2 separate regions of the Homo sapiens genome follow, and region 2 is linked to region 1. The links are chromatin loops, found by intact Hi-C in ENCODE. Cell type or tissue: PC-9. All regions are shown on one strand. Links, peaks and the distances in the headings refer to the core of each region. The heading gives the core; the rest is flanking DNA. Region 1 has its middle 13 kb from the start of TXNDC8. Region 2 holds the start of LOC107987114 (a long non-coding RNA gene).

What was found. Peaks named below come from ENCODE experiments on the same cell type or tissue, not always from the same donor. Only the 100,000 strongest peaks of a DNase experiment are listed, where the experiment ranks them.
Region 2: a loop joins it to region 1, with 5 times the contacts of the local background. A loop is called at or near these places in 1 of 110 quality-filtered maps.

Annotation. Positions count from the first base shown.
Region 1 is chr9:110,342,370-110,359,657 of GRCh38, reverse strand. No RefSeq gene overlaps it. Among named protein-coding and RNA genes, the nearest start is that of TXNDC8, 13 kb to the right of the region's middle. RefSeq lists enhancers at 2,296-2,465, 3,247-3,416. In PC-9, for the core only: no CTCF peak of the experiment used is centred there; a DNase peak (open chromatin) is centred at 8,367; H3K27ac peaks cover 2,133 bases.
Region 2 is chr9:110,268,820-110,282,480 of GRCh38, reverse strand. It overlaps LOC107987114 (a long non-coding RNA gene), which reads left to right and starts at 5,105. Exons shown (of 3, transcript XR_001746890.1): 1 at 5,105-5,224; 2 at 11,002-11,199. It overlaps LOC124902246 (a long non-coding RNA gene), which reads right to left and starts at 8,574. Exons shown (of 2, transcript XR_007061729.1): 1 at 7,770-8,574. RefSeq lists enhancers at 3,484-4,683, 8,552-8,721. In PC-9, for the core only: no CTCF peak of the experiment used is centred there; DNase peaks (open chromatin) are centred at 2,480 and 4,200; H3K27ac peaks cover 1,916 bases.

The DNA of each region.
Region 1 (17,288 bases), core at 4,569-12,568:
CCATCAACAAGTGGGAGAAGGATATGAACAGATACTTCTCAAAAGAAGACATTTATGCAGCCAAAAGACACATGAAAAAATGCTCATCATCACTGGCCATCAGAAAAATGCAAATCAAAACCACAATGAGATACCATCTCACACCAGTTAGAATGGCGATCATTAAAAAGTCAGGAAACAACAGGTGCTGGAAAGGATGTGGAGAAATAGGAACACTATTACACTGTTGATGGGACTGTAAACTAGTTCAACCATTGTGGAAGTCAGTGTGGCGATTCCTCAGGGATCTAGAACTAGAAATACCATTTGACCCAGCAATCCCATTACTGGGTATATACCCAAAGGATTATAAATCATGCTGCTATAAAGACACATGCACATGTATGTTTATTGTGGCACTATTCACAATAGCAAAGACTTGGAACCAAGCCAAATGTTCAACAATGATAGACTGGATTAAGCAAATGTGGCACATATACACCATGGAATACTATGCAGCCATAAAAAATGATGAGTTCATGTCCTTTGTAGGGACATGGATGAAGCTGGAAACCATCATTCTCAGCAAACTATCACAAGGACAAAAAACCAAACACCGCATGTTCTCACTCATAGGTGGGAATTGAACAATGAGAACACATGGACACAAGAAGGGGAACATCACACACTGGGGCCTGTTGTGGGGTGGGGGGAGGGGGGAGGAATAGCATTAGGAGATACAACTAATGTTAAATCACTAGTTAATGGGTGCTGCACACCAACATGGCACATGTATACATATGTAACTACCCTGCACGTTGTGCACATGTACCCTAAAACTTAAAGTATAATAAAAAAATAAAAAATAAAAATAAAAATAAAAAGACAACTGCACTCATATATTTATTGTAGCACTATTCACATTAGCAAAGATATGGAATCAACCTAAGTGTTCATCAGCAAACGATTGGATAAAGAAAATGTAAAATGGAACACTATTCAGCCATATAAAAGAATGAAATTATGTCTTTTGCAGCAACATGGATGAAACTAGGGGGCATTATCTTAGTTGAAACAGTTGAGACACAGGAAGTCAAATACCACATTTTCTCACTTACAAGTGGGAGCTAAATAATGTGCACCCATGGACATAGAATGTGGACTGACAGACAAGGGAGATTCGGGAGGGCAGTGGGAGGGGGCTGGATGAGGATAAATCACTTAATGGGTATAGTGTATGTTATTCAGGTAATGCATACCCTAAAAGCCCTGAGCTCCACCACTACATATAATCTATCCATATTACAAAATTATAGTTGTACTCTATAAATTTATACAAATAAAAAAAGAAGAGCAGACACATTGCACTGCAGCTACATGTTCCCAGCTGTAAGAATCAGCAGGCAAAGCCACTTAAAATACATGCTCCTGGGTGCAACATTTCTGGGCTCTTAAGTTTTGTGAAGCAAGACAACCGACTTTAAAAAGATACACAAGGCCGGGAGCAGTGGCTCACGCCTGTAATCCCAGCACTTTGGGAGGCCGAGGTGGGCAGATCACGAGATCAGGAGATCGAGACCACAGAGAAACCCCGTCTCGACTAAAGAAAAATACAAAAAATTAGCCGGGTGCGGTGGCGGGCGCCTGTAATCCCAGCTACTCAGGAGGCTGAGGCAGGAGAATGGTGTGAACCTGGGAGGCGGAGCTTGCAGTGAGCCGAGATCGTGCCACTGCACTCCAGCCTGGGCGACAGAGCGAGACTCCGTCTCAAAAAAAAAAAAAAGACACACAAAGATATAGGCTGTCTGGGTGTTTCTAAGAGTTACAGTACAAACTGCTGTCTCTCTGGAGGAACTGCTGATCACACCCACTCCTTGCAGACATCATTTTCAAGTGAGTTCTCTCCACCCTCCTAAGTCCTGACCTGTCTAATTACAATGCCGAATCCTCAGCCTTCTGAATCATGCACATTCCACCTTTCATTATGTCCCCCTGGATCTTTTTACCTTCCCAGCAGTGGTCAAGCTAGTTTATGTTTCTGTAAGTTAAAGTGTATCCTATCAGCAAGGGCAATAAAGAGAAAACTGACAAACCAGAAAAACCTGCAAGAATGGATTAAGGTAAAGACCACAAAAAAGTAGCAAAAGCTACCCACGTGCATTTCTCAATCATACCACATTCTTCACAAGAGCGATGACTGAGAATCTATAGATCATACGTTCAAATGGGGAAATACTTCCAAAATCTTTATTACATACCTTATAGTTTGCATTCTGCTTTGTAATTTAAAATATATTTTCTCTTACACTATCTCATAAATTGTGGGAACTAAAAACTATGTGGATGCCTAATATGTAACAATGGCTGAATAAATGTCAGTGTCCCTTTCTCTGCTCAACCTTTCTTCAATCTGTCTCAGCGAATTCTGCAAAGCTTCCTCTTCTTTCCATTTAAGAAACCTGAGGCACAGAAAAGCAATGACCTGGAAATTACAGCCTAACACCTGAGACCCAAGGCTGGGGCTCAGAGCAGTCAGTCACAACACCCTTTCCAGAGAATGAACCTTAGCTAGGCCATGTCCCTGGCATTTTCAACACCACGTAAGCTTTATAACTATGGTGGTTTATTATTACAGTCTATGTTTCTGGTGTTTGCAAAAAAAAAAAAAAAAAAGTGTTCCTAATCACAAAGTAGTGTTGGTTTATGTGAGAATTCCACCAAATAACTTTAGGCTATGTTTAAAAGACAGCGCAAAATGTTCCATAAGTCATAATTGCAACATTGAGAAGACCTCATGATGAACAGCTTTCAGTTCTCTGAATACACCACGTTCTCTTCTTGAGGCCTTTGCACAAGTTATCTCCTTTACCACTGCCACTTCCCTTTACTCCCAGTTCTCACCTAACCCTACCATCATACTCACCATCCCCCACCCTATTTTTTCTACCATTTGTTCTTGAGTTCTCAGATGCTGTTGACTTTGCCCTAAACCTCCATCCCCACTCCAAGTCCAGCTTTTATAGGGTGCTGGGAGAATGCACTCTGCTCTTTCCCATTCCAGGGTTCCTTTGAGCCAACAATGCCCATGAGTAGAACCAAGAAGTATTAGTCTGTTCTCACATTGCTACAAAGAACTACCTGAGGCTGGGAAAGGTGGCTCATGCCTGTAATCCTAGCACTTTGGCAGCCCAACACAGGAGGATCACGAGGTCAGGAGTTCGAGACCAGCCTAACCAAGATGATGAAACCCCATCTTTACTAAAAATACAAAATTAGCCAGGCATGGTGGCATGTGCCTGTAATCTCAGCTACTCGGGATGCTGAGGCAGGAGAATCGCTTGAACCTGGGAGACGGAGGTTGCAGTGAGCTGAGATTGCGTCACTGCACTCCAGCCTGGACAACAGAGTGAGACTCCATCTCCAAAAAATAAAAGAAAATAAAACAACTACCTGAGACTGGGTAATTTATAAAGAAAAGAGGTTTAATTGGCTTTCGGTTCTGTAGGCTGTACAGGAAGTATGGCTGAGGAGGCCTGGGGAAATTTACAATCATGGCAGAAGGCAAAGGGGAAGCAGGCCCATCTTACATAACTGGAGAAGGAGGAAGAGAGAGAAGGGGCAGGGGCTACACACTTAAACAACCAAATCTCATGAGAACTCACTCACTAGCACAAGAAAAGCAAGTGGGAAGCTTGCCTCCATAATCTAGTTACCTCCCACCAGGCCCCTTCTCCAACACTGGGGATTACAATTTGACATGAGATTTGGGTGGAGACAGAAATCCAAACCATATCAGAAGCCAATGTGGACATCAACTATAGAATGAATATACTGTGTGTGTGTGACATTGAGATCCAAAAGAAGTGTGACAGATCAGATATATCCAGAAGCACTCTTAAACCCAAACACACACACACACTTGCCACAAACATTTTGTCCTTATCAGAATAGTTTGACTTTGATGTTAAGCCACTACCCAGCTTGCTATACTTGAACCTTGAGTAGGTCCAAAAATACAGAAATAAAACCCAGAAACCTCTCATTATGGTGCAAGATGATGCTCATGTTAATAGAATAGATTATTGGGTGCTAAGGTGTCTCCAGGAGGAGTGAAAGGTACAACAGCTGTGGTTGATTCTTCACTCTACACAGGCTGCTGAGATCATCAAACTTTGATAACCCCACGTGGTAGAACTAGGGAGGCAACAGGAAGACACACCCACTCATTTGTATTCTTGATATCATGGAAATCACCATTCTAATATTTTGCTAGTTTGGTAGTAAACTAAAGGAAAAGCCAATTTATACAAGTCAGAGTCTTCCTTCTCCCTAGTTTAAGAAGCAGCACCAATCTTTGTGGTCTGGTCCAGCTGAAGTAGTCTAGCATCACAAACCATACCCACCTCCAAGGTGAAGCTAACTAGACCACAGGTAGTTGTTCTTCAGACTATATTTACTTTATGCTTTATACTTTGAGACAGTTGAATACAGTTCTAATTTACAGTTCCTATAAGACAACCAGGGTATAAAAGTGCCCAATGGAGGAATAAGAATGAGACATTGAACTCTACAGAAACCTATTGTTATTTCTTGTTCCCATCCTCTTGTACTAAAAAAATTGCAAATCATTCTGAATAGTTCCATCTGGTTTCTCGCCTCATTTCACCTTCTGATATATGGCACACCTGAACTCCCAACTTGTTTCCTTTCCTCCCTGCTGCCTTTCCCTCCTCCTGTATAGTAAACCTTTTTTCTGATCTCCCCCTGACCAATAGGTGCCCTTCCACAATGGTTCCAGGGTTAGCCCATGGCAGACATTTATCATTTGCCTGTCTCTCTTCCTCCTTGAAGACAAGCATTATATTTTTTCACCAATGTATACTTGGTAATACTTGACATGTAGTAAACGCTCAATAAATGCTGAGGAAAGAATGAAATAATAGAGACTGATGAGAGAAGAAAAGCTTTTAAACAATTTCAAAAAGCATTTAGGAGGCTAGGTGCGGTGGCTCACGCCTATAATCCCAGCACTTTGGGAGGCCAAGGCAGGCAGATCACCTGAGGTCAGGAGTTTCAGAACAGCCTGTCCAACATGGTGAAACCCCATCTCTACTAAAAATACAAAATTATCCCAGCATGGTGGCAGGCACCTGTAATCCCAGCTACTTGGGAGGCTAAGGCAGGAGAATGGTTTGAACCCTGCAAGCGGAGGTTGCAGTGAGCCGAGACCGCTCCATTAAACTCCAGCCTGGGCAACAAGAGCAAAACTCTGTCTAAAAAAATATATACATATATATTTAGGGAAGGTCCCAGGAATACAGTGTCATAAAAAACAATACAATATTTTACATGTTTCTGTACATGTACATATACACATATATATACATTTTTTCACAGAGGAAAACAACCTAAGTTTTCAATTCTGTTTTCATCATTTGCCTTTCTAAAGTCAAAGACAGAAAAACACTGAAAGATAAAATGAGCAGTTACCTTGAAGACTGGGTTGGTTCAGAGGGCGCCTGAGAAAAGTTTAGCACATACGACATCCAAATGAGTTTTTGGAAGGCATTCAGTAATGACAAATGACGTTGATCAAAGAAAAAGCATGAATCAGAATTCAAGAGTTACTTGCTCAGCCCTCCTGAGCAAAATGACCATCTTACCCCTCAATTTGTGAATTTTTACCGTGCACTTCCTCAACAGGACTCACCTGGGCACATGCTGGGTCAGCTCTATCATTGCCAGGTGTTTGTTTTAAAATCTACTTTGGGTCTTTAATCTTAAAAATAAAGTTATACTGCATGTGCTGTTTATAAAAACTATTCATTTTATTTATATTTCCTAACAGCCTAAATTGCTCATAAGAAAGGTTTTGTGTTTTTGCAAATATGGCCTAAATAGGTCTGAGAGGAAGTACTATCTACTTCTAGTCAACACAAAAGAAGTAAAAGTTTTTCCATTAAATCACATTTATTAATCAGGAAAAACTGAACAAAGACTGGGTATTAGATGAATATTTGGAATTATTGTTAATGCCTTTGGTTGGAATAATTTTGATTATTTTTAAGATCTTGTATATTAGATAACTATACTGAAGTATTTACTAGTGAGATTATGTAAATGCTTGGATTTGCTTTCAAATCCCCCCAAAAGAAAAAAGTGTATAAGGAGATGGGGAAGGTGAATATAGCCAAAGCAAGCGCAGCAAAATATTGATAATAGCTGAGTAAGGAGTAGATGGGAGTTCAGCATATGCTCCTCTCTACTTTTGTGTATGCTGGAAATTTTCTACAACCAAAAAATTTGTTTAAACCACATTTACTGACTATGAGGTAATGAGCCTTGTGTCGATATTCATGAATCTTGGAGTAAATACATTGACTATTCAGTCCACAAATATGCAAATGCATGGTATCTAGGAAACCCATGGTCTGCAATTATAGAATATTAAGATGAATCCTTTCTTAAAAAGACAATGTATCTGGCTTGCTCTTCTTTTTTTTTTTTTTTTGAGACAGAGTCTCACTCTGTTGCCTAGTCTGAAGCGCAATGGCGTGATCTCAGCTCACTGCAACCTCTGCCTTCCAGGTTCAAATGATTCTCCTGCCTCAGCCTCCTGAGTAGCTGGGATTACAGGCATGTGCCATCACGTCTGGCCAATTTTTGTATTTTTAGTAGAGATGGGTTTTCGCCATGTTGACCAGGCTGGTCTCAAACTCCTGACCTCAAGTGATCCACCCGCCTTGGCCTACCAAAGTGCTGGGATTACAGGTGCCCGGCCTCAGGGCTTTTATTAATATGTAAGATCCCTGAACTTAGTTGCTTTATCCTTCAGGCTCTGCATCACTTTACACACATCTCTATCAAAGCACTTTTTTCTTTATATCATGGCTAGTTTACGTGTCTGAATTGCTTTGATAGCAAGGTTTATTTCTCATGGATGGGTGCAGTGATTAAAAGCACAAGCTCTGGAATTTGACTGCCCATATCCAAACCCTGGTCCTTCCCTTTACTAGCCACGTGATTTGGATGCCTCTTTCCTCATTTGTGTAATGGAAGCAATAATAGGGCCCACTCTTACTGATGTTGCTGTAAGGATTAAGGGGTCTCACAAACAATAAGTACGCACACAAACTTATGAATTTTATGCTTTAGTGTCCTTAAAAGAAAGGCCAATATTGAGAGATGTACTCTGTCAAGCCCTTGGAACTGAACTTGAAGAATACTCTTGTCCTTGCCCTGCTGTGCTGTGCTATCAATTTGCCAAGACAATCTATTTTCCTATAACTTACCCACCTGGTGTCCCTGCTGTCAACACAATACCAGTGACTCTCCCAGTGGAATTTTACAGGCTTGGTGTTGAGGATTCTTACTCAGGTATTAAAATAAAGCCTTGGGGATTAATAAACTCTTGACAGAGTCAGCTCACCATATTCTCAGAGCAGTGTCTAGGTAGCAGTTAGACTTAAACATAAATCACAAAATTCAACAGAGTTAAGCTATTTAACTTACTGTTTTATTCATCCAATATAAATATAATATGCATTTTGCATATCTTAACATCTCTGAAATTGGAATGCATCTTACAATAGCATGGCGTAGTATGATTGGCAATTTAATGATTTATCTTACAAACATGATATCTTAGGTTCAGCAAGAACTGATAAGATTAAATCTTTGCTGGGCGCAGTGGCTCATGCCTGGTGGCCCAGCACTTTGGAAGGCCAAGGTGGGTGGATCACCTGAGGTCAGGAGTTCAAGACAAGTCTGGCCAACATAGTGAAACCCTGTCTACTAAAAATACAAAAAATTAGCTGGGCATGGTGGCGGGTGCCTGTAATCCCAGCTACTCAGGGGGCTGAGGCAGGAGAATCACTTGAACCCAGGAAGCAGAGGTTGCAGTGAGCTGAGATCGTGCCATTGCACTTCAGACTGGGCAACAGAGTGAGACGCTGTCTCAAAATAAAAAATTTAAAAAAAAAAGAAAGAAAAAAAGATTAAATCTTCAGAACCTGGCATTGTATCAATATAATATTTGGCATATGGAAACCTACAGGCTTAGGCAAATTACTGGCCAAAGACTCAGCGGTTTTTTTCTCTACCCAGAAATAGAGTATTTTCCAGGTCTGTGAAAAGCCTTATGGTGTTTTTCTCTAGGGCTATGTTCTCAAAGCCCTGCTGTTTCTAACAAAAAATGATCATCAAGATAAAAAAACAACATATGAGCTCTTTGAAAACCTGAGCCTTGATTTGAGAAAGGCTCTTTCCTAAGTGTCATCGTTTTGGTTTGTATGAGTCATTGTAGAATGCCACTCTAGATCTTAACAAGTCCTCTCCAACCCCCACCCCATTGGTTTCCCTAATAGCTGAGTGGAGAATATAAAAAGGAGGAGTTGGCTAGATCCAGCTTCTTCCCTGCTAAGATGCCTCTTATAATAGAGTCTTTCCCTTTCATACATTTAAACTTCCTTCTCCACCCAATATCAGCCTTGTCATCAAGCTCCCTGGTGATTCACATCCACAGGCACTGGAGGCCTGTCTTTTTTGGCAGCAATATCTAGGCTACACCCTACACCCTTACTTTGCCTTCCTATTGCTGATATGATAATTTCTCCTGTTTTTCCTGGTATGATGACCTTCAGCTTGACATGCTCTCCCAGGAAATGTGTCCTTCCCCAAAGCAGCTTCAGCAGTAAGAATCTTAACTAGTCAGTATCCTTGACAGCACAAGTCTCTGCAATGTTGTGACCAGAGGAGGAAAAGGCATTAGTAAAGTCCTTAAGATCCTTAAGGACCAGGGCCTCTCTTGATTTTCACATTTTACAAATGAGGCTCAGAGGGTGAGGGACTTACCCAGAGTGACACCATCACTTCTAAGAGAGTGAAGAACAGAACCTTGGCCATCACCTCCAGCCCTTCCTTCAGGAGGATGTGCTTCTTCCCTCAGTTTAGATTCTCCCCAATCACAGTCTCAAAAACAGCAGATAAATTGCAATCCTGGACAGCTATCATGCTCTTTGTAATCTTTCCGGATTATAATAAAAGGGTATGAGAATGCACTGGACATCACTGTCATAATACAAAAGGTGGTGACTCTATAAGTGTAGCAGCATGCTTGGAAGTAGAGCTTGAAGGTACATGTGCATATGACTTTATTTAAGATTAAGAAAGAATCAGTTGTCTGCATTGAAGCATGGAGGGTATGTGGAAAGGGTAACAGCATGACCCAACCTATGTCCTTGGCATCCTCACTCAACCAGGCAATAGGTTCCTCATCTTTGACCCTTTGGATGCCTTCCCCATTTGGAGATCTTCCCTGACTAGGTCCCTTTATCATCCATTCTTTATGGTAAAATTATATGACATTGACTTGGGGATGAACTCTCCTTTCCCATGCTAGCAAACATCTTGGCTGCATTCCCTTTTGAACAAAAACACATGGGAACACACACACACACAATCCCAAAAAGTTTCAATAATTTTGTCTCAAATAAAGGCAAGAAACCAAAACTTAACAGGCTTAGTAATAGTTGGGAGTAAAAAGAATCTGGCATTTGCCCCTCTTATTCCAACTTAGTCCTCTTGCTCTCCAGAAAAGTAGGAGGCCTCCCTGCCCAGACGATCGTGATGTTCCCTCATAGATGTTCCCTAAAATCAAGGAGAGAGGCCCAGTCCAAGTCCCCCCTTCTCTCCTCTTCCCATTTTCCTTTCAACATTTCTTTTCCTCCAGAAGTCTCCACCTCTCTCCAGCTCTGGATCCTTAACATGAGACATCTCTGCAATCTGTGTTGTGAAGTGACTTTTGACATTTGTTGTCACTGTCCTTCCCTGCCAGGAATCCATGTCCCTGCAGTTGTCCTGTGCTCAACATACTGGCTTATGACATGCTACTAAGGAAAAAGAAGCCCTTTTCCCACCCACTCATTGTTGCAGCAGTGTAGCACGATGATCACCAAGGATCACGGCTCACATTCCCAACATCTTATGAGGAGTGTGTGTGGGGAGGGTGTGGTGGCTTACACCTGGAATCCCAGCACTTTTGGAGGCTGAGATGGGAGGATCATTTGAGCCCAGGAGTTCAAGACCAGCCTAGGCAACATAATGAGCCCCCCATCTCTGCAAGTAATAAATAATTTTTTTAAAAAACTAGCCGGGAATGGTGGCATGCACCTGTTGTCATAGCGACTCAGGAGGCTGACTTGGGATTGCTCAAGCCCAGGCAGTCAAGGCTGCAGTAAGCCATGATCATGCCACTGCACTCCAGCCTGGGCAACAGAGCGAGACCCCATCTCAAAAAACCAAAAAGTGGTAATATAATCTCCTCCGCATGTCTACATTGGCTTTGCTTCTTGTTTTGTCTTTTTTTCTTGGGGAGAGGGGAATTGAGGGCAGAAAGAAAGGAAAGCAGCTAGGGAAGTGATAGAGGGAAAGGAGTGCAAAAGATTTTGATCAAGCACCAAACTGTTTCCAAGTGACAGGGCTGGGTGATTAAGCACCAACTACAGGACCAAGAACTGCTCCCACAAGGTGTTTGTGTTTCCAGAATTCATATTAGGCAAGCCAGGAATCACAGGCCCTGTGCCTTTCCCACATCCTGCAGCACATGCCGTACACTCTGGTAGAATTCTCGATTACAGCAAATGTCCCAAGGAGCATCATTCAAAAAGTAACAGTGGTAAAAGTCTAGAAAGTCACAAGCGATTGAGCTACATACCTGATCATCAAAGAGCTTCTAGAAAATTGGACTCACATACACTAAAATCTACCTCTTCTATGACCCAAACACTTCTTTTACTTGTTTCACATCACATGTGAAAAAGTGTGGATTGAGACCCCCCCACACACACACCAAAAAAAAGAGAGAAGGTAGCTTAGCTAAGGAGCTATGTGCTCTAAATCTTCTATTTGAGTTGTTTTGCTTTTATCATGAAATAGCATTATCAAAATCCAGAAGAGGATTTTTCCTAGACAGGCCAAAGGGAAACTCTGTTTCAGTAAACTTCAGACCTGGGTTCTACCTAACTTCTAAATGTCTTAACTCTGTCATTCATCTTTAGGCCCTAGTATAGGTGCACAGTGACAGTTGGCTTAGTATTAAATGAATGAGAATCACAATCTCATGCATTTGTGGAGCACTTCATTGCTTTCAAAGCCAGTTTCTCTTTTTATTTTTACCTCACAACAACTCAGTAAGTTAGGTAGGCCAAGTCATCTAATCCCCACTTTTTTTTTTTTTGAGACAGAGTCTTGCTCTGTTGCCAGGCTGAAGTGCAGTGGTGCGATCTCAGCTCACTGCAACCTTCACCTCCCGGGTTCAAGCAATTCCCCTGCCTCAGCCTCCTGAGTAGCTGGGACTACAGGCACCCGCCACCACACCCAGCTAATTTTTTTGTATTTTAGTAGAGATGGGGTTTCACCATGTTGGCCAGGATGGTCTCCTGACCTCGTAATCCACCCTCCTCGGCCTCCAAAAGTGCTGGGATTACAGGCATGAGCCACTGTGCCCGGCCCTATCCTTATTTTTATAAATCACAGTGTTTAGGTTTAAAGCAATAAGAGGTCATGGTATCCTCTGAGGAACAACATGATCTACTGGCACTTTAAATTAGATAGCAACTTAAATTGTAGATTCTGGGGCAGGCAATGTCTGACTACAGGTCAGGCAGAAACCATGCGGACTATTGGTGGGTATATTAGTCAAAGTTCTCTGGACAAACAGAACTGATTGTGTGTGTGTGTGTGTGTGTGTGTGTGTGTGTGTGTGTGTGTGTGTGTGTGTGTGTTTATTATGAGGAATTGGCTCATAGGATTATGGAGGTTAAGTTCCACAATCTACCATCTCAAGCTATAGGCTCAGAAAAGCCGGTGGTATAATTCAGTCCAAGTCCAAAGGCTAAAAACCAAAGGAGCTGATGGTATAAATCCCTGTCCCAGAATACAGATTAGATGAGATATTCAGTTGCCACAGTGAGACAGGAAAAAAAAGGGGTGAACTCCTCCTTCTGCTTTTTTTTCTATTCAGGCACTCAATGGATTAGATGGTGCCCAATCAAATGGGAAAGGCGATCTACTTGACTGAGTCCACAGAGTGAAATGTTCATCTCATCCAGAAACACCTTCACAGACACGCCTAGAAATGATATTTAATCTGGGCATGTTAGCAGCAGAACACCTCAATTCAATTAAAGAAACACCTGTGCTCTGGAGAAGCATGGTTTCAGACCAACGCCTGTAAGTGAAAATACTGATTCATAAGGGATTAAGTGGCTTTCTCACGGTCACACAAGTAATCAGTAACATAGTCAGAGTTCAATCCTTTTTCCATGAGACCAAGTAGCCTCTTGAAATTTAGTTAGCATGAAAATCATTTTTTTTTTTTTTTTGAGACAGAGTCTCACTCTCACCCAGGCTGCAGTTCAGTGGTGCGATCTCAGCTTACCGCAACCTCCATCTCCTGGGTTCAAGCAATTCTCATGCCTCAGGCTCCTGAGTAGCTGGGACTACAGGCGCCTGCCACCATGTCTGGCTAATTTTTGTATTTTTAGTAGAGATGAGGTTTCACCATGTAGGCCAGGCTGATCTTGAACTCCTGATCTCAAGTGATCGGCTCGCCTCAGCTTTCCAAAGTTCTGGGATTACAGGCATGAGCCACTGCACCTGGCTAGCATGAAAATCTTAAAGATTGATTAATAATCTAGGAGATATAAAAGAAAAGTGATTGAAGTTCAAATGGCTCTAGAACTTCAATAGCGAAGCCATCTAACCCATCCCCCTCTTATCTATAGAATCACATGCAATTCTTCCCAATCTGGAATGACTGGAAGGTGCTCAGATAGGATTGTGTCACCTTATGATAAACCACTGTGTCCAACTTGATATGTAGTGATTCACATACTTATTTATGTCTCTAGGTATTTGTGTTCTCTTTGATTAACTATATATATATTAAATAGAGACAGGGTCTAGCTATGTTATCCAGGCTGGTCTCAAACTCCTGGCCTCAAGCAATCCTCCACAGCCTCAGCATCCCAAAGTGCTGGGTTTATAGGCATGAGCCACCATGCCCAGCGTGATTAAACTACATTTTAATCTAGGACGTGGACCATGAAACAAAGGCCTGTGGGCTAAATTCAGCCCAGTGCCTGTTTTGTAAATAAAGTTTTATGGGAACACAGCCATGCCTGTTTATTTATCTATTATCTATGGCCACTTTTGTGTGACTATCTGGCCCTTCACAGAAAAAGTGTGCTGACAGAGTTGTCATACAATTACTTTACTTTTTCTCTAATCATATTAGAGTCTATAGGTATGCCTTTCTTACAGCAATCCTACTTACATATAAACGCTGCATTTTTAATATGAGATAAAAAGGGAGTTTGCAAAAAGTGTAAAGTATTCATGCTTGCTGGCATAGCTGCAGTGATGACTTCAGAAATTTTGTTTTCTTTTTTTATAATTGTCCTTATGCTGGATTCATTTATCGTGAAATGGCAGGCAACCGCAGCTGCAGACCTCAATCTATGGTACATATCAAGCGATTCAGCTTTTTCTTGTAATGTCATGACTTTTCTCTGCTTCTTGGGAGCACTTCCAGCATCACTAACGGCACTTCATATGCGTCCCATGGTGTTATTCAAGCTTTATAGTATTGCACTAAACACTATGAAAAATATGCAAGAACTGCCAGAGATCACATCTTACGGTGAGACACACTTTACTGGAGTGACAACACTCAGAGATGATGAGCATCTCACAGTGTTTTAAGAGAATACTTGTTAATACTTAAGCTCACCACAATGGCAACAGGAGATGGTTACAAAATTATTACAGTAGTACAGTTGTACTAAATTGATCTAATTTGTACTAAATTGTACTAAATGATCTAATACTGCATCTTTGCATTTGTTCATATTTCTCTGGACTATGAAACGTACCATGTGCGATCTGTTTGTGTATGTAAGTTTTGATAAATTTTAAGTTTTTATAATAGATTTGTGTCAGCCGGGTGCGGTGGCTCATGCTTGTAATCCCAGCACTTCGGGAGGCCGAGGTGGGTGGATCACCTGAGGTCAGGAGTTCGAGACCAGCCTAGCGAACATGGCAAAACCCTGTCTATACTGAAAATACAAAAATCAGCCGGGCGTGTTGACAGGCACCTGTAATCCCCGCTACACAGGAGGCTGAGGCAGGAGAATCGCTTGAACCCAGGAGGCAGAGGTTGCAGTGAGCCAAGATCATGCCACTGCACTCCAGCCTGGGTGACAAGAGCAAGGATCTGTCTTAAAAAAAAAAAAAAAAAAAAAAAAAAAAGACGTGTCTATTTTATGGTAGTAAATTATAAAATTGGTATTTATGTGTGTTTCTTGGATTCATGACATACCTTTTTCTTAATTTTTTTTATATTCCCAGGCTGCGCAGTTGGGCTTCAAGTTTTTTCAAATTGTCGCAAATTTCCAAAAATTTTTCTAAAATATTTATTGAAAAAAATCCACATAGAAGTAGACCCATACATTTCAAACCCATTTTGTTAAAGGGTCAACTGTATAGTAAATACATTCATCAGTAGCATAGTTGTTTGTCGCCATTATCGAGTATTCTGTGCTATACATAATTGTATGAGCTACATTTTGCAGATCTGGCAGCACGACATGTTTACAACAGCCTTGCCACAAACACGCAAGTAAAGTGTTAGCAGATGACAGGAATTCTAATCCTATGAGACCATTATCATATATTCGGTTTATCCCTGATGAACCAAATTTTCTTCAAAAACGTATATTCATCTTTTAATCAAATACATGTTATTTTAAAAACTATTTTGTGAAATGCTTAAACAAAAAAATAAACACTTTAAAATTATTTCCCTCCAGAGCTTTTTCTGCTACTGCTAAGTTTTTTTCTATACGATGGTATAATATTACTAAGCCACATTATCGTGCACAAGACAGATACAAGATACAGAATTGCGCAGGAATAGACTCTTACACTGATAATACATTATAAGTTCTGTCTACAAGCAATATGCATTTGGGGACCCTCTTTAATAATGCCATCTCTTAGCCCGGCATGGTGGTGCATGCCTGTAGTTCCAGCTACTCAGGAGGGTGAGGTGGGAGGATGGCTTGAGCCTGGGAGATTGAGGCTGCAGTGATGGGGCAACCTGCACATCAGCACCACTGCACAATGACGGCGCCACTGCACACCAGCCTGAGTGACAAAGCAAGACCCCATCAAATAAAATACATAAAATAAAAAATAAAATAATACCATCACACGTTTTTCTATCCTTTCCCAATAGTAGGCTGCTCCAATGAGGCAGTTTTCCTGAATTTATTACAGTGACTTTTTTTCTTGCTAAAACATTAAAACTTGATATTCTTTCTTAACGTTCTTGTCTCTATTCCTTGGTTTATGCAAGGGCACACTGAGGTTCATTTCCGTTTTCACGAAATATGTTTATTGAATCATTTTTTTTTAGATGGAGTCTCACTTTGTTGCCCAGGCTGGAGTGCAATGGCGCAACCTCAGCTCACTGCAATCTCCGCCTCCCGGGTTCAAGAGATTCTCCTGCCTCAGCCTCCTGAGTAGCTGGGATTACAGGTGCACGCCACTACACCCAGCTAATTTTTTTATTTTTAGTAGAGACGGGGTTTCACCATGTTGGTCAGGCTGGTCTCAAACTCCTGACCTCATGATCCACCTGCCTCGGCTTCCCAAAGTGCTGGGATTACAGGCGTGAGCCACCGTGCCTGGCCTGCTGAATCATTTTTCTAAACTGACCCACATGTAACAGCTCCCTTACTCTAAGTGCTTGTTTACTGCAGAGAGGCAGGCATTTCCCTGACCTCAGTCTCTGTCCCAGCATTTTTCATGCCTGAAGGAAAATCCAAGGACTTTTACGATCAGAATCTACAAAGTTTTAGATAATGATGTACATGTTTGTCCTCACTATGATCAATTTCTGCATATCTCACAACAGCACACAAAGATACAGCCTACAAAAGCCAGAGGCATGAGTTTGCCCCATGCTGGCGATAATTGCCGTTAATACTACATAACTCAATTTTGTGGAACATTTTGTCCTTGGCATAGGTTTTGCACATGTAAATTCATTCATGGCCCTTAATGCACATTGCAGGGGATGAATGAAGAGTGAGAATGGTCTTTTCTGTCTTGGTATTTTGTTCAGTTCTTGGCCTCGTGGATTTCTTTTTCTCCACACTTTTCAAGATGTGCACTATCCATGGTATCCAACCCCTCAACTCCTGCTCAATAACCTGGGGCCAGCACTGAGTGCCCTTCAATTAATAGAGCTTTTTCTGGTCCTGTCCTTGAGATCAGCTACTGGCCCAGGGACCTAGCAGAGTTTTGCTTCCTAACAATAAGGAGGGTCACTGAAGGTTATAAATGTATCAAGGAGCCCCATGTTCATGTTGAGATTCCAAGTAAACTGACTAATTTTGTTTTTCGGGGTTTTGTTGTTGTTTTGAGACAGAATCTTGCTCTTTTACCCAAGCTGGAGTGCAGTAGCATGACCATGGCTCTCTGTAGCCTCGACCTCCCAAGATCAAACAATCCTCCCTCCTCAGCCTCCTGAGTAGCTGGGACTACAGGCATGCAGTAGTCCCAGCTAATTTTTTTAATTTTTTGTGGAGATGGTATCTCGCCATGTTGCCCAGGCTGGTCTCAAACTCCTGGGCTCGAGCAATCTGCCTACCTCAGCTTCCCAAAATGCTGGGATTACAGTCATGAGCCACTGTGCCCAGCCACTAATTTCAAATAAACTTTTTTTTTCTGACAAATAAATCAATTTGTTGCAGTTGACTACTTGGCATTTAGGAAGAGCGGTTGTTGAATTTATCATCAACATTACAAGGCTAATGTTTAGCTGACACACACAGGAATGCTCATAGCAGTTGTTAAATTATTGAAATACATAATGGTTGATAAATAGGCTCTGCCCCCCCCACCCTATTCCCACGTCCTACCTCACTGAGGCTGACCTAATCTGTTCCCTAGGACACACTGGATCTCCCCCAAATCCAGAAACTAAAAGGGTTTATGCCTGGCAAAGCAATTAGCTGAGTAGATGCATAGCTGTTGCTCATTCTGACTGATCATCATCCAAGCCACTCAAATTGTTAAATATTTTGAATAATAATCCTGAGCCATCACGGTGTCGAAGACATGATACACCTGAGCAACATAAACCCATCCAGTGGTTTAAAAAAAAAAACTAGCCCAGCGGTTCTCAAACTTGAACAGGCAGCAGCATCATCTGGGGAGCTTGTTAAAACATACACTGTCAG
Region 2 (13,661 bases), core at 382-8,381, 73 kb after region 1:
TAATTTAACTGCAGCTATCATTTCATTTGTTTTTCCATAATAAAATAACTTAACCCTAGCAAAGTCCTCATTGGCACCTGCCAATGTCACCCCTGCCCCAAAGCCTCTTCTTGGAACTCTGTGGCTTTGGACAGTTTACTTTGTCTGTAAGGTAAATTTTTAACTGAGCCAGCTTCTCCCCAGTGCTAAGTGTAAGTCTAGGAAAGACTACAGTGGTCTATTTTTTTCTAGCCATTTTAGCACCCATTCTAGGTCAGCTTCTATGTGTACTCAAGCTGATGAAACTAAGAAGGATCCAAAGGTTGAGGTTTGGCTCTCATTAGCCAGAAAATCCACTGACATCTTCCTTTTCACAAGACTTGGAAACTGAAAGGAACTTGACAGCTGGAAGACATTCAGTAATTGTTGGTTGTGCCATTGCTGTTGTGCTGGTTATCACTGCCATGGGGAAAATGAATGTATCAGAATTATTCCATCCTTGTCTCTGTCTTTGATTGGGCCTAGCAATGCCATCTACCCTGCCACTCTCTCTATTTGGTGAAGAGAAAACTAAGACACAGGAAGGGAGAGGAAAAGAAGATTAGCTAAGAGTAATGGCCTGGATTGTTCTATATGCAAAGTGAGAGTGCAGAATAAGAGCTTCCCAACTTTTCTCTACTGTTTGCTTATTCGATCACCCTGTGTATGTAGTTTGTATGAGGAGCTTAGTCATCTTACATAATTTAAAGGGGTCCACATGCCTTAAATTATATGAATAGTTACTCATTTCCCTATGATAAACACTGTTGGTTCCCAGTGGTCTTTAAAATGCAAACATCCTACGTGTACCATAAATCTCTAACACTTTTTAAAGTTAAGTTCCTTTAGAAAAAAAGAAAGAAAGAAATATCTGGAAAACAATTTAAAGTTGGAGATCAAATGGAAGAAAGGTAGTAGTGAAGTGGGGACAGAAAAGGATGCTGAGAGGGTGGTAGTGAGGCAGGGACAGAGAAGATACTCTCCACCGACTTTATAGTTTCACCTCTGAGCTACCCCCTGGAAGTGAGAAGTCAGTGGATTCCATTGGGAGCCAAATCTGCCACATACAGATCAAAAAAGCTCTGTACCTGTGGCAACTCTGGCTTCTCACAGCATCTGATTGCCCTGTTCTCAGGAGAACTGGAAGAAACAGCCCTGAGTCTACTCTAGGGATATTACTGAGAACATTGCAAATCACACCACATCAGAACAAATTTATCCTGGTTTCAGCAAGAGGAATTCTTCTTCTTCAGAGTAGCTGGTTTTTACTTCGTGGACACTATGAACCATGAAGCTGAGCACAATTCTCATAGTGGATGCTGAAATGTTCCCTAAATCCCCAGTACCAAGTAGAAAGTCTCAACCACTGCTTACTGTGGCTATTGGCTGCTAATGGCTCTTAGCTGCCCCACTTCTCCCAAGAATGACCCTTGTCTGATGGGAGTGCTTTGTCTAAAAGGTTATGACGCTTCCAAAGGCATCCATAGTCAATGACTCATTTTGGGGTACAAAAGGCCCCCATTCCTTTCAGGATGGAGACTACAATCTTTAACATGGCTACAGGGCCATATGTGATCTCATCTCCATCTACTTCTCTACCTTCATCTCATAACCCTCTGACCCCCACCTACACACACACACACACACACACACACACACACACACACACACACACCCGCATGCACATGCACACACAGAGACATGCCACGCTGGCTTCCTTCCAATATGGAAAGTTGATAAGTTTGGTTGGGCATGGTGGCTCATGCCTGTAATCCTAGCACTTTGGGAGGCAGAGGTGGGAGGATTGCTTGAGGCCAGGAATTCAAGACCAACCTGGCCAACATAGTGAGACCCTGTCTCTATTTTTTTAAATTGAATAAATAAAAGAAAGGCAATAAGTTCTTTCCTACCACAGGGTCTTTTTTACATGCTGTTTCCTCCTTCTGCTATGCTTCTCCCTGTACCCTATTTGCCTATTTACCTTTAGCCCAAAGGACTCTCCCTCCAGGAAGCCTTCCATGATTCCTCAGGTTATAAAAGGGCCCCTCGCTTTTACATTTTAACAGCATGATGTAGCTCTCCTGCCACTTACTGCACATTTGCAACTTGACATTTACTCCTGGGTTTTTTGTTTGTTTGTTTTGTTTTTTTTCTGAGACAGAGTCTCATTCTGTCACCCAGGCTTGAGTGCAGTGCTGTGATCTTGGCTCACTGCAACCTCCACCTCCCGGGTTCAAGCTATTCTTGTGCCTCAGCCTCCCGAGTAGCTGGGATTACAGGTGCGCACCACCACGCCCAGCTAATTTTTTTGTATTTTAGTACAGATGGGGTTTCACCATGTTGCCCATGGTGGTCTAGAACGCCTGAGCTCAGGCAATCTGCCCACCTCAGCATTCCAAAGTGCTAGGATTACAGGTGTGAGTCACCGTGCCTGGCTCTCCTGTTGTTATTTGATTAAGACCTATTCCTTTTTATTAAGCTATGTACTCCACAAGGCTTTAATTTCTTTCACGCCACTGTGCCTGTCCCCAAATATATGCCAATATCGGGCACATGGTGGGCACGCAATGAATACTGATTCACTAAGTAAGTAAATCAGGCTGTGGTAACCTCCCTCAGCCAGCTGCATTTATACTGACAGGCAGCATAGTACAATAGTTAACTGAGTACGTGAACTCTGAAACCATGCAGTTCAGGATTAGGTCCTGGATCTGCCATCTCAAACTGTGAAGTTTGGGGCAAGTTAATTCACATTATTGTGGCTCAGCTTCCTCCTCTGTAAAATGAGGTAATAGTTCTGTATTTCATTGAATCTAGGATGCCTTTGATTACAATACACACCATGTACTACAATGAAAAACAATCCTGTTACATTAGAATCCAATGCTTACTCAGACTTTTTCCATACAAAACTACCATCTGTTCCAGCAATAGGACTGGTGAAGCCGCATTTCCTAGAGAAATGCTCCACTGTGCATGCCTCATCTAACTCCCAGCTCCATCTTGGAGACTTTCTTCCATGCTGTTGGCACCCATTCTGCAAGATGATCTGAACAGCAGGTGTCAACAGAAGGTTTCAGACAAGAACCAGGAACATATAAACAACAAGTAACCCAACACATGCCGTATCAGCAATGTTCATAATTCACCTGAACTGCTGAAAATATGAACAGCTCTGGCCAAGTGCAACACCCCCAGTATCTCCATCGGCACTTCCACTCTACTGACAGTAATAATAAGAGACCATGGCTTGTAAGATGCATCTCAATTTCAGAAAAGTTAAGATATGAAAATAGTAAATTTATGAACTACGGTAGATCTTAGGTTGTTGTGAGAATTAAGTACATTAAAGTATATAAATTTTATATATTCAAAATTTGGGATCCATGGAGAGTTCCTTTGGGCACAATCTGTTCCTGTGAAACCTTAAACATACAATAACAAATCATCATTATCTCCAAGCAGATATTACTGCCTCTGCCAGGCAGTCTTCCACCAAGTGTCCTCTCTCTTGGCACCTCTAGAAGGATCAAGCCAACTGATGTCTCCCCTAAACACTCAGCACAGCTATCGGAGAAATCTATTCTCTTTTTTTTTTTAGTTTCTTTTTTCAGACAAAGTCTCTCTCTGTCACCCAGGCTGGAGTGCAGTGGTGCCATCTCAACTCACTGCAACCTCTGCCTCCGGGGTTCAAGCAATTCTCCTGCCTCAGCCTCCCGAGTAGCTGGGACTACAGGTATGTGCCACCGCAACCAGCTAATTCTTGTGTTTTTAGTGGAGAAGAGGTTTCACCATGTTGGCCAAGCTGGTCTCAAACTCCTGACCTTAGGTGATCCACCCACCTCGGCCTCCCAAAGTGCTGAGATTACAAGCATGAGCCACCACGCCTGGCTAGATGAATCTATTCTTTCATTCTGTGTAGTAATGGAAACAATTTGGAGACTGGAGACATTCAGGCTTGTTCAGTTGTGCAGTGGTGGGATTACAACTGCCCACTAGAATATCGGTGCCATCAAGGAAGGAATTTTCACCTGCTTATTCACTGTCATATCCTCAGTGCCCAGAAGTGTGGCTGGCACTTGGCACCAACTGCATAAAGTTGAATGAATGATAGAATAATTTCATTATATTTGCTAGAGTTAATAATGGTGGGCTGAGATAATTCACACTGTAGAGGATATGATTCATAGCTGAGTCAAATGTAAAAAAGTCTTTGATCTTTAGTCTCTCCTTTTCCATGGAAGCCTTTAAAATATCCCAGTTTTATGGGACAATCTTAGTGGAAATAAACTTAGTAAGTTGAAATTACATAATTAATTATATACTATGTCAATTATAATTACTTATTGATCCAAGGCTCATCATGGATCACCTGGCAACAGTGAACAACAACAACAAAAAAAAGTAGCAGGTGTTTGGACTTAGTTCGTGCTTGCTCATTCATTAGATGAGGATTCCCACCCCCCACCCCCACCGCCCACCTGGAAATCCTAAGCAGTTTTATTTGGCTCAGAAATTGAAAGCTGCAATCCAAGGGCTTCAGACACCTCTGTTTCTCTTTCTGGCTTCTGGCCTGGAAGATATTTTATTGTTAAGCTGCTTTTCCATATATCTAATCCTATTTATTAGAAGTTGATTTTATATTTTAAGTTTCAGTCTTCTAATGATGCAGTTTTACACAATGGATAAAAAACACAGACTGAAGTCAGCCTCTCACAGCTTGGATCGCAGCTCCATAATTTACTAGCTGTGTGACACTGAGCACATTACTTAACCTTTCTGTGCTTTAGTTTCAGAATCTGTAAAATAGGAATAAATATAGTACTTACATTACTAGATTGTAATGAGGATTAAACAAATAAGCAATGCCTTCAACACACTAAGTGTCACATAACTGGTAAATGAATAAATAAATAAAATACACTTCGGTTCCCAAAAAGCTTTTCTTAACAATTGATTATATGATAGTTTAGGCATGTGATAGAAGTTACTATAAACAGGTTTATATCAGACTTGTATTTGCACGTCTAGTGAAAACATAAATGTAGCTCCTACATGAAGGCTTGATTTTTTTTCACAGACTGTTCTGGTGGAGTATGGTCTAAGGTCTTTGGTGGCATACGACAGAAACTCACACTGGCTACCTTAAGCAAAGCCATTAGAGGGGCTGGCTAGAATCAAGCTACACAGAAAGAACAGGAATCAGGTATTTCCATTTCTGGGGATTTCAAGAACAGGGATCCATGGCGAGTTCGTTTGGGAATAATCCCAAGAAGATTTTCCCTCTTGCATCACTCCCTTGGAGATCTAAAATCTGTGAGAAATCACACGCCCACCTTCGGGGCTAATGGTTGAGAGCAGATGTGTGACCTGGGTGGCTGGTCCCAACAGGATTGCAGGGCATGAAGGAGAGAGTTATACAAAGGAAAAGCAGAATGCTATTCTCAAAGAAGTGGGGAAAGTTGCTAGGCAGGCCAAAGTAGCAGCTGTCCACCATATGAAGAAAAACGGAGGGAGGGCAGTGTTCTCTAAAATCCTGTTTATGTTTGCACTGTAGGCCTTTCCAAAAATTTAAATATGTTTCTCTCCTCAGAGGGTACTCCCTGAGAGGCTGTCTCATGCTCTTCATCCTCCAAGCCTTCATGCAAAAAGAGCAAGAATCTGGCAATCATCATAAATTGCTTTCTCTGGCCTAATGAAGCAGATCTCCAGTTGTTTGTGTTGCATTAATTTAAATACTAATCTTTGAAATACAGTTTCATAATATCAATAATTTCTAGTTCAACCAAAACAACATTATGCTATACTTTCAGATTTCAGCAAATGATAAGGTTACAAAAGCACTTCACATATTCATGAATCTTCTTTTTAGTTGGGTTGGTTTTGGCTGTAAGTACCAGAACACACAACTTGAAGTTGCTTAAGCCAAATAAAAATGAACCTGTGCACATAACTGGATATCCAGATGGAGAACAGCCTTCAGGGAACTTAATCCAGTAGTCCCAGCTCCACACCTGAGCAACTACCAGGATGCTTTCTGCCCTTGTTTTCTCTCTGTGTTCATCTCTGGCTGGAAGCAGGATGGCTACAAAATTTCTAGACCTCGCCACTACACACAAAAATATCTGGATGAAGATAAGATCATTTCTTTTCTTATTACTATTATAAATAGAGATGGGGGTCTCACCTTGTTGTCCAGGCTGGTCTCTTAAGTCCTGGGCTCAAGCCATCTGCCCGCCTCGGCTTCCCAAAGTTTTGAAATTACAGGCGTGAGCCACCACACCTGGTCAAGATCGTTTCTTTATTCGGGTATCAGGAATAAGGTAACTTTCCCTGGAATCCTCCAGCAAACCTTCCTCTCATCTCATTGGCCCAGATTGGGTCATGTGCTCAGTCTTAAAATAACCCAGTGGCCACGGCAGTGTCATCTGCTAACTGGCTTGATGAAATTTTATTTTATTTTTTCTTTTCCTTTTCTTTTACTTTTGAGACAGAGTCTCGCTCTGTTGCCTAGGCTGGAGTGCAGTGGCGCAATCCGGGCTCATTGCAACCTCTGCCTCCCAGGTTCAAGTGATTCTCCTGCCTCACCCTCCCAAGTAGCTGGGACTACAGGCGTTTATTACCACCACCACACCTGGCTAATTTTTGTATGTTTAGTAGAGACGGGGTTTCACCATGTTGCCCAGGCTGGTCTCGAACCCCTGACTTCAGGCGATCTGCCGTTCTTGGCCTCCCAAAGTGCTGGGATTACAGGCATGAGCCACTGCTCCCGGCCTTGCTAACTGGCTTAGATGTGGGTTCTTGAACCAGTCACTGACAAACACACACACACACCCACACACACACACACACACACACAAATCATGCCTGGCCCCCACTCACAGGCCACTAGACAGTAAAAAAGAGGAGGGATATATGTTAAAGAGAAAATAGGATAGGCATTTGTCTTCCCCACCAGTGCTCCAATATCTGGACCTCACTGCTGCCCACCCCCATGTTTGAGAAATTTAAGATTCAGTAGAAGACAGGGGCCACTTCCCACCAACAATGCTGAAGACACCATGAGCTTTCTGCTCCCTCGAATCAGGGGCTTGTAGCAGAGGCTACACCGATCACACATACCTGACTCAGGTTCTTTTCAGAACCCATGATGCAAAGAGCCAGGAACCACCTGGAAAATCCATTTGAGTGGCAGGTGGTGGCTAGTTTACACGGACAGCCGTGGCAGTAGCAATGGGACATCCAGTACGGGGTTACCAGATTTAACATGAAAATACAAGAGGTCCAGTTAAATCTGAATTTCAGATAAACAACTTTTTCTTTTTTTTTTTTTTTTTGAGATGGAGTCTCGCTCTGTCCCCCAGGCTGGAATGCAGTAGTACCATACCAGCTCACTGCAATCTCCACCTCCCAGGTTCAAGCGATTCTCCTGCCTCAGCCTCCCAAGTAGCTGAGATTATAGGGACCCACCACCACGCCCAGCTATAGAGACAGGGTTTCACCATGTTGGCTAGGCTGTTGTCAAACTCCCAAGCTCAAGCAATTCACCCACCTTGGCCTCCCAAAGTGCCAAGAAATCCACCCACCTGGGCCTCCCAAAGTACTAGGATTACAGGCGTGAGCCACCATGTCCAGCCTAAGAACAAATATTTTTAGTATAATTTTAGTATGAGTATGCCTGATATATTGTGTGGAACCTATTTATGTTCAGAAATATATCATTTATTTAAAATTCCAATATAACTAGGTACCTTGTATTTTGTCTGACAACCCTTATCCAATGGCATCCAGTTTCTGGTAGCAGCAGAGTGTTGAGTGGTGAAGGTAGGAGAGCCCTCATCAGACTGGGTTTATCAGGCATCTTCCAGGCTGCTAAATACCTTCCTGTCTTCTGCTTGGTTTCCAAGCCTACTTCTGCATCATTACCAGAAATTCTGTGAGAATAAATCATACAACGTAAGCTTCAGTTGTCTGCAACTATAAACCCTGGTCATACGAAACTCAACATCCTCTACAAAAACGTGAACCTGTCTTCTAGCACTGAGATCTGTATAAAACACAAAGTGGGGGAAATTTTTGTTTTAAAGCATAAGTAGCATGGTGGAGCCTTCTAAAGTCTGGGCCTCAGGAGAACCAGGTTGTTTGCAAGTTTCTGCTTTGTCAGTGGTTGAAGGAAACTCATGCAATGCTTCCTGCTTCAACTAAGCTAAATGTAAAATGAAAACAATTCTGGAACACTAGATGACTTAAAAATCAAGGATTGTAAAATTCGGGAATAGACGAAACCTTTCCCTTACTAGGAGTGTTCCTTTTCCTTTAGCTCTCTCAACTAATACAACTAAATTCTTCCAATAAATAATAATCTCATTATTATTAAGTTTAAGACTATGAATACATTGAAAACCTGTAGTGTGAAAAGCATTGTTTATATTTTTGGCTCCTAAATCATATTGCCTTCCTGTTAACTGTCTTACTGTCCCAGAATAATGTATCTTCGTGGTTTTTAATTCCCTTTGGATGGAGGGATGATGCTAATTTACCAGTTGTCATGGAATGGTGTGATTAAGCAATTTAATTAACTAATGGCTGGCAGACTGGAAATACCGTCCTTCTGTCTTCTCTAGATCATGAAGGAAGCATGTTGGTTCTTGATCATGAAATTAGCCACCTAGCACGCATGCCAGGGATTGGTAGGTCTCTTGAGCTAGTGGCTTATTAAGTGAAAATAAAGGTTGTTTGCTGAGATTGAGTGGTGCTTCTAAGGTGGACACAGCCTCTCTAGACTCTTCCAGCTTCATCGCCTCACAGCTGGAGCTGCTGACATGGCTCTAGAAACCAAATCTGAGGCAAAGATTCTCCCATTGAGAACTTCAAATATGAACAGGCTGCTAAAGTATATATAGGTGGAGGGTTGTTTTTCCACCCAGCATCCATCCTTCTTTTCTCACACAGCTTGATTTCCTTACACAAAATATTGCTCCCAAACTATGGGAAAGTTTAAAGAAACAGTAAAACCAAAGCCTGCCTTTGCAGGTTTCTCTGAAGCCTCTTTATGCAGGATGCTACAGAATCTTTGAATCTGCAGAATTGCCTCCAGCCTAGTCAAAGTGGAGGAGCAAGTGACCAAGGCATGGTACAACATGTGGCCATAGTGACATATGTCACCAGTAACATAGTGACTGATCCACTCAATTAGAGTCAATGGGACACAAATAAAACTTGGGCTGGGACTTCTGGGAAAAAAAACAAAAAAAATTTTTGCTCTTTTTTTCACTGGATTTGAAGTGATAGAAAGTTAGGTTTGGAACTACAGCAACCAAACTGCTACCACAATGAAGAAGCTTGGCTGAAAACAGGACAAATCAGAGAATGTGGAACAAAAAGACAAAAGAAAGACTAGGTCTTGGTAACATGACCTACTTCATCAAGCCATCACTGCAGCCAGACAGTAATCCCCTTTTTGAAATCCCCTTTCTAGGTCAGTTTGGTTTCTGGTCTTGGAAAAGAGAGTTCTAACTGATACCATTGGCTTTCCCCCACGTGTAAGGATGAGGCTGTCCAGAATGAATGGTCACAGCCAGGCTCGGGCCAAGGCCTTAGACTTCTGGATGACGATTAGGCCATCTTATTTAGGATCTCCTGCTAAGGTAGCATATAATTTCAGGCAATCACTTCACATGAGTGTCTCTGTCTCCTTCCCTGCGAAAGGAAATACTCCTACTTGCCCTAGAGACCCGCATGGTCATAGTGGGGATAGCAATGTGCAAGGAGCAGGTAGGGAAGAGCACTCGGTACAACAGGATTCTGTTCTAAGGTAGTATTCTTGTATTTGCTTCCCAAGCAGCCTGGGAAGCTTTACCAAAAGGAGTAGCTTCATTGTTTTTGTTTTTCCTAAAGGGCATGATTTGTTCCAAAATCAGAGTGTTTACAAGACAAATTACCTTTGAATTCATTCACCTTGAAGTTCATTTTTTGCTTCATATTTAAGTTTTTTGTGGTCAAATCATATTTTCCACTAAGAGCTCATGGTTTGTTTTGAAGGAGGAATGGTTAAAAGCTAAATATATCTGTTTGAGTTCTATGAATAATTTAGATACTAATGTTCAACAAGTGTTATTTCACAAAACTACACCCTCAATGTAGGATTAAATTGACCCGCTGGTTTGTTTATTTTTCTTGGGAGGGAGGGGCAGTGCTAGATTATGTTTTGGTTAATCATATTTCTCCAGAGAAGCTGACAATTTCAAAATGTGTGTCTTGAAAAAATGACTAAATGTGAATAACACTACATTTTTTTGTAAATTACAAAAGTGATAAATATCCTATAATTTGCAAAGGTGATACTGAAGGAGAGAAAAATCTCGATGTCTTCACAATTGTTTAAGAATTGTGTTAACAAGGCGAGGCACGGTGGCTCATGCCTGTAATCCCAGCACTTTGGGAGGCTGAGGCAGGTGGATCACTTGAGGTCAGGAGTTCAAGACCAGCCTGGCCAGCATGGCAAAACCCCATCTCTACCAAAAATACAAAAATTAGCTAGGCGTGGTGGTGCACGCCTATAATCCCAGCTACTTGGGAGGCTGAGGTGGGAGGATCACTTGAACCTGGGAAGTGGAGGTTGCAGTGAGCTGTGATCATGCCACTGCACTCCAGCTTGGGTGACAGAGCGAGACTCTGTCTTAAAAAGAATTAAAAAAAAAATTGTGTTAACAACGTGCCTGGTACCATAAAACAACCCTTTTTACTATTATACAAAGTAGTAGTTTGTGAAATCAAAAAACAAACAAACAAACAGAAAAAGGCCTGAAGTAAATAGAGATGAAACTCTATGCCTCAGTCCTTGTATTTCTACAAGAAAATGTTGGCTCCCAAGAAGGTCTGATTATAGCTGCACATCTAAACTTGTTCTCCAACCCAGTGCTTTTAAGAATAAAGCTGATATTTTTATCTCTGTCCAGTCTGACCCTTGTGTTTTCTTCCTAGTTGATTCCAAACTCATGAAAGGAGGCTGGGGTGTGATCACATACCTCTTATAAAGCCCCCAAAGGGGGAAAGTGCTTGGAGAGATGACCTGAGGGAAGCCTGGTGTGCCTGGAGATACAGTGAGTGCAGGTGGAAAGCAGAATGAGATGAGTTCATGGGATAGATGGAGACCAGATCATACATGGTCTTGTGGCCATGGTAAGTATTAGTTTCATTCAGAGCCAATGAAAAAAACATTGAAAGGTTTCAAGTAGAGGAGTGACATATGAAGATTTTCATATAGTTGTGTAAAGAAAGGCTTATAGGGGATCAAACATAGTAGAAGGGAGATGAGTTACGAGAGTATGGCTGTGGTCCAGGTAAGAGATGAGGTAATGTTGTTAAAGCCCAATAGGTTCTTCTTGCCCACTGCACAGATAAAGCCAATACACTGAGATAGCAGAGAAATAATTTAATTATCGCAAGGCAGCTGAGCAGGAGGACAGGAGAGGTTTCCCAAATCCGCCTTCCTGAGGGCTCAGAGGCTAGGGTTTTTAAGGATAGATTGGTGGGTAGAGGGTTAGGAAATGGGAAATGTTGTTTGGCTGGGGCAGGAATGAAATCATAGGCACTGAGTTCATTCCTAGGTGGGGGTGACCAGACAGGTGGTATCATTTGTTCCATCAGAATGCAAAGTCTGAAAAATATCTCCAACACCAGTCTTGGGTTTTACAAGAGTGACGTTATCTATAGGAGCAAGTAGGGAAGTTTTAAATCTTTTGAACACCAGCTACATGACTCCTGAGCAGTAAGCACATTAGGAAACCATGACTAGTTATCATTTAACTATGCATAGGTGTTACAGAATTCAGGCCCCTCCCAAAATTCTAATTTTGTGGACTCTATTAGTTTTACAAAGGTGGTTTTGGTCCCCAAACAAGGAGGGGAATAGTTTTGGGAAGCAGCTATTATCATCCTTGCTTTAAGGTTAAACTATAAACTAAATTCCTCCCATAGTTAGCTTGGCCTATGCCCGGGAATGAGCAAGGGCAGTTATCTTCTGAGGTTAGAAGCAAGATTAAGTCAGTTATGTTAGATTTCTCTCAATGTCATAATTTTTGCAAAGGCAGTTCCAGTCTGACTCAGGGCAGTAGTAGTGGAATTTGAAATTAAGAAATGTGGATTAGGTGAAAATATTTTTTGGAGTTGAATTAGTACAATATATTCCTGTGTTATGTCTAGCAGATACTATTGGTTTTTGCCCCACCAAAATCCAGTCTTCTTTTTCTACAGTACACAGAACTCATGCTTTTTACCTGGGCACTTGGCTATCTAGAACAAAGATTCTATTTCCCAGCCTCTTGTAGCTTGATGGGGCCATGTAATTAAGTGTTTGTTTGTTTGAGATGGAGTCTCACTCTGTCGCCCAGGCTGGAGTGCAATGGTGTGGTCTCGGCTCACTGCAAACTCCGTCTCCCGGGTTCAAGCGACTCTTCGACCTCAGCCTCCCGAGTAGCTGGGACTACAGGTGCATGCCACCACACCCGGGTAATTTTTGTATTTTTAGTAGAGACGGGGTTTCACCGTATTGGCCAGGCTGGTCTTGAACTCCTGACCTCATGATCCGCCCGCCTTGGCCTCCCAAAGTGTTGGGATTACAGGTGTGAGCCACTGCACCTGGCCCTTAAGTTTTAATCAATGATAGGGATATAATATGTGCAACCACTGGGACATATTCCTAAAGATAGAGGGAATGCCCTCCTTTTCTCTTCCCCCATCCTGATGCTTAGAACATGGGCTTTATGGCTAGAGCTGTCTCCTGAGCCATGAAAATAAGGACTAGAGTAGATTGCTTACAAAGATGGTCCCAGTGATTCATCTAATATTTACAGGTCAGCACCTTTGCAATATAACTGTGATACTTCTTGAATAAAGAGATGTAGTCTATTTCCCCATCCCTTGAAACTGGATAGGCCTTGTGACTTTTTCTGACCAGTAGGTACAGCAGAAGTAATATTGTAGGACTTACAAATCTAGACCCCAAGAAAGCTTGTAGCTTCCATTCTCACCCTCTTCAAACACTGCCCTGAAAAGAAGCTCAGTCTAACCTACTGGAGGATGAAAGGCCATGTGGAGGGGACCCAAGTGCCCAGCCGTGAGCCACCAGGAACTACTCCATACAAAACTAGATTCTTTAAAAATTTAATTTTCTGATTTTATTTATTTATTTATTTTTGAGAAGGAGTTTTGCTCTTGTTCTCCAGGCTGGAGTACAATGGCATGATCTCAGCTCACTGCAACCTCCACCTCCCGGGTTTAAGCGATTCTCCTGTCTCAGCCTTCTGAGATTACAGGGATTACAGGAGCCCGCCACCACACCCGGCTAATTTTTGTATTTTTAGTAGAGATGGGGTTTCACCATGTTGGCCAGGCTGGTCTCGAACTCCTGACCTCAGGCGATCCACCTACCTCAGCCTCCCAAAGTGTGGGGATTACAGGCATAAGCCACTGTGCCCGGCCAATTTTCTGGTTTTATTATTTAAAAGTTACCAGACTTGGAAGTTTACAATGAATCAATATAAAAGCTCTTACATTTGAACTTTTTTTTCCAAAAATCAAAAGACGAGCAAACCAGAACTAAATCAAGATTGAAAATTGCCAAAGTGATTTTTTCCCTTTCT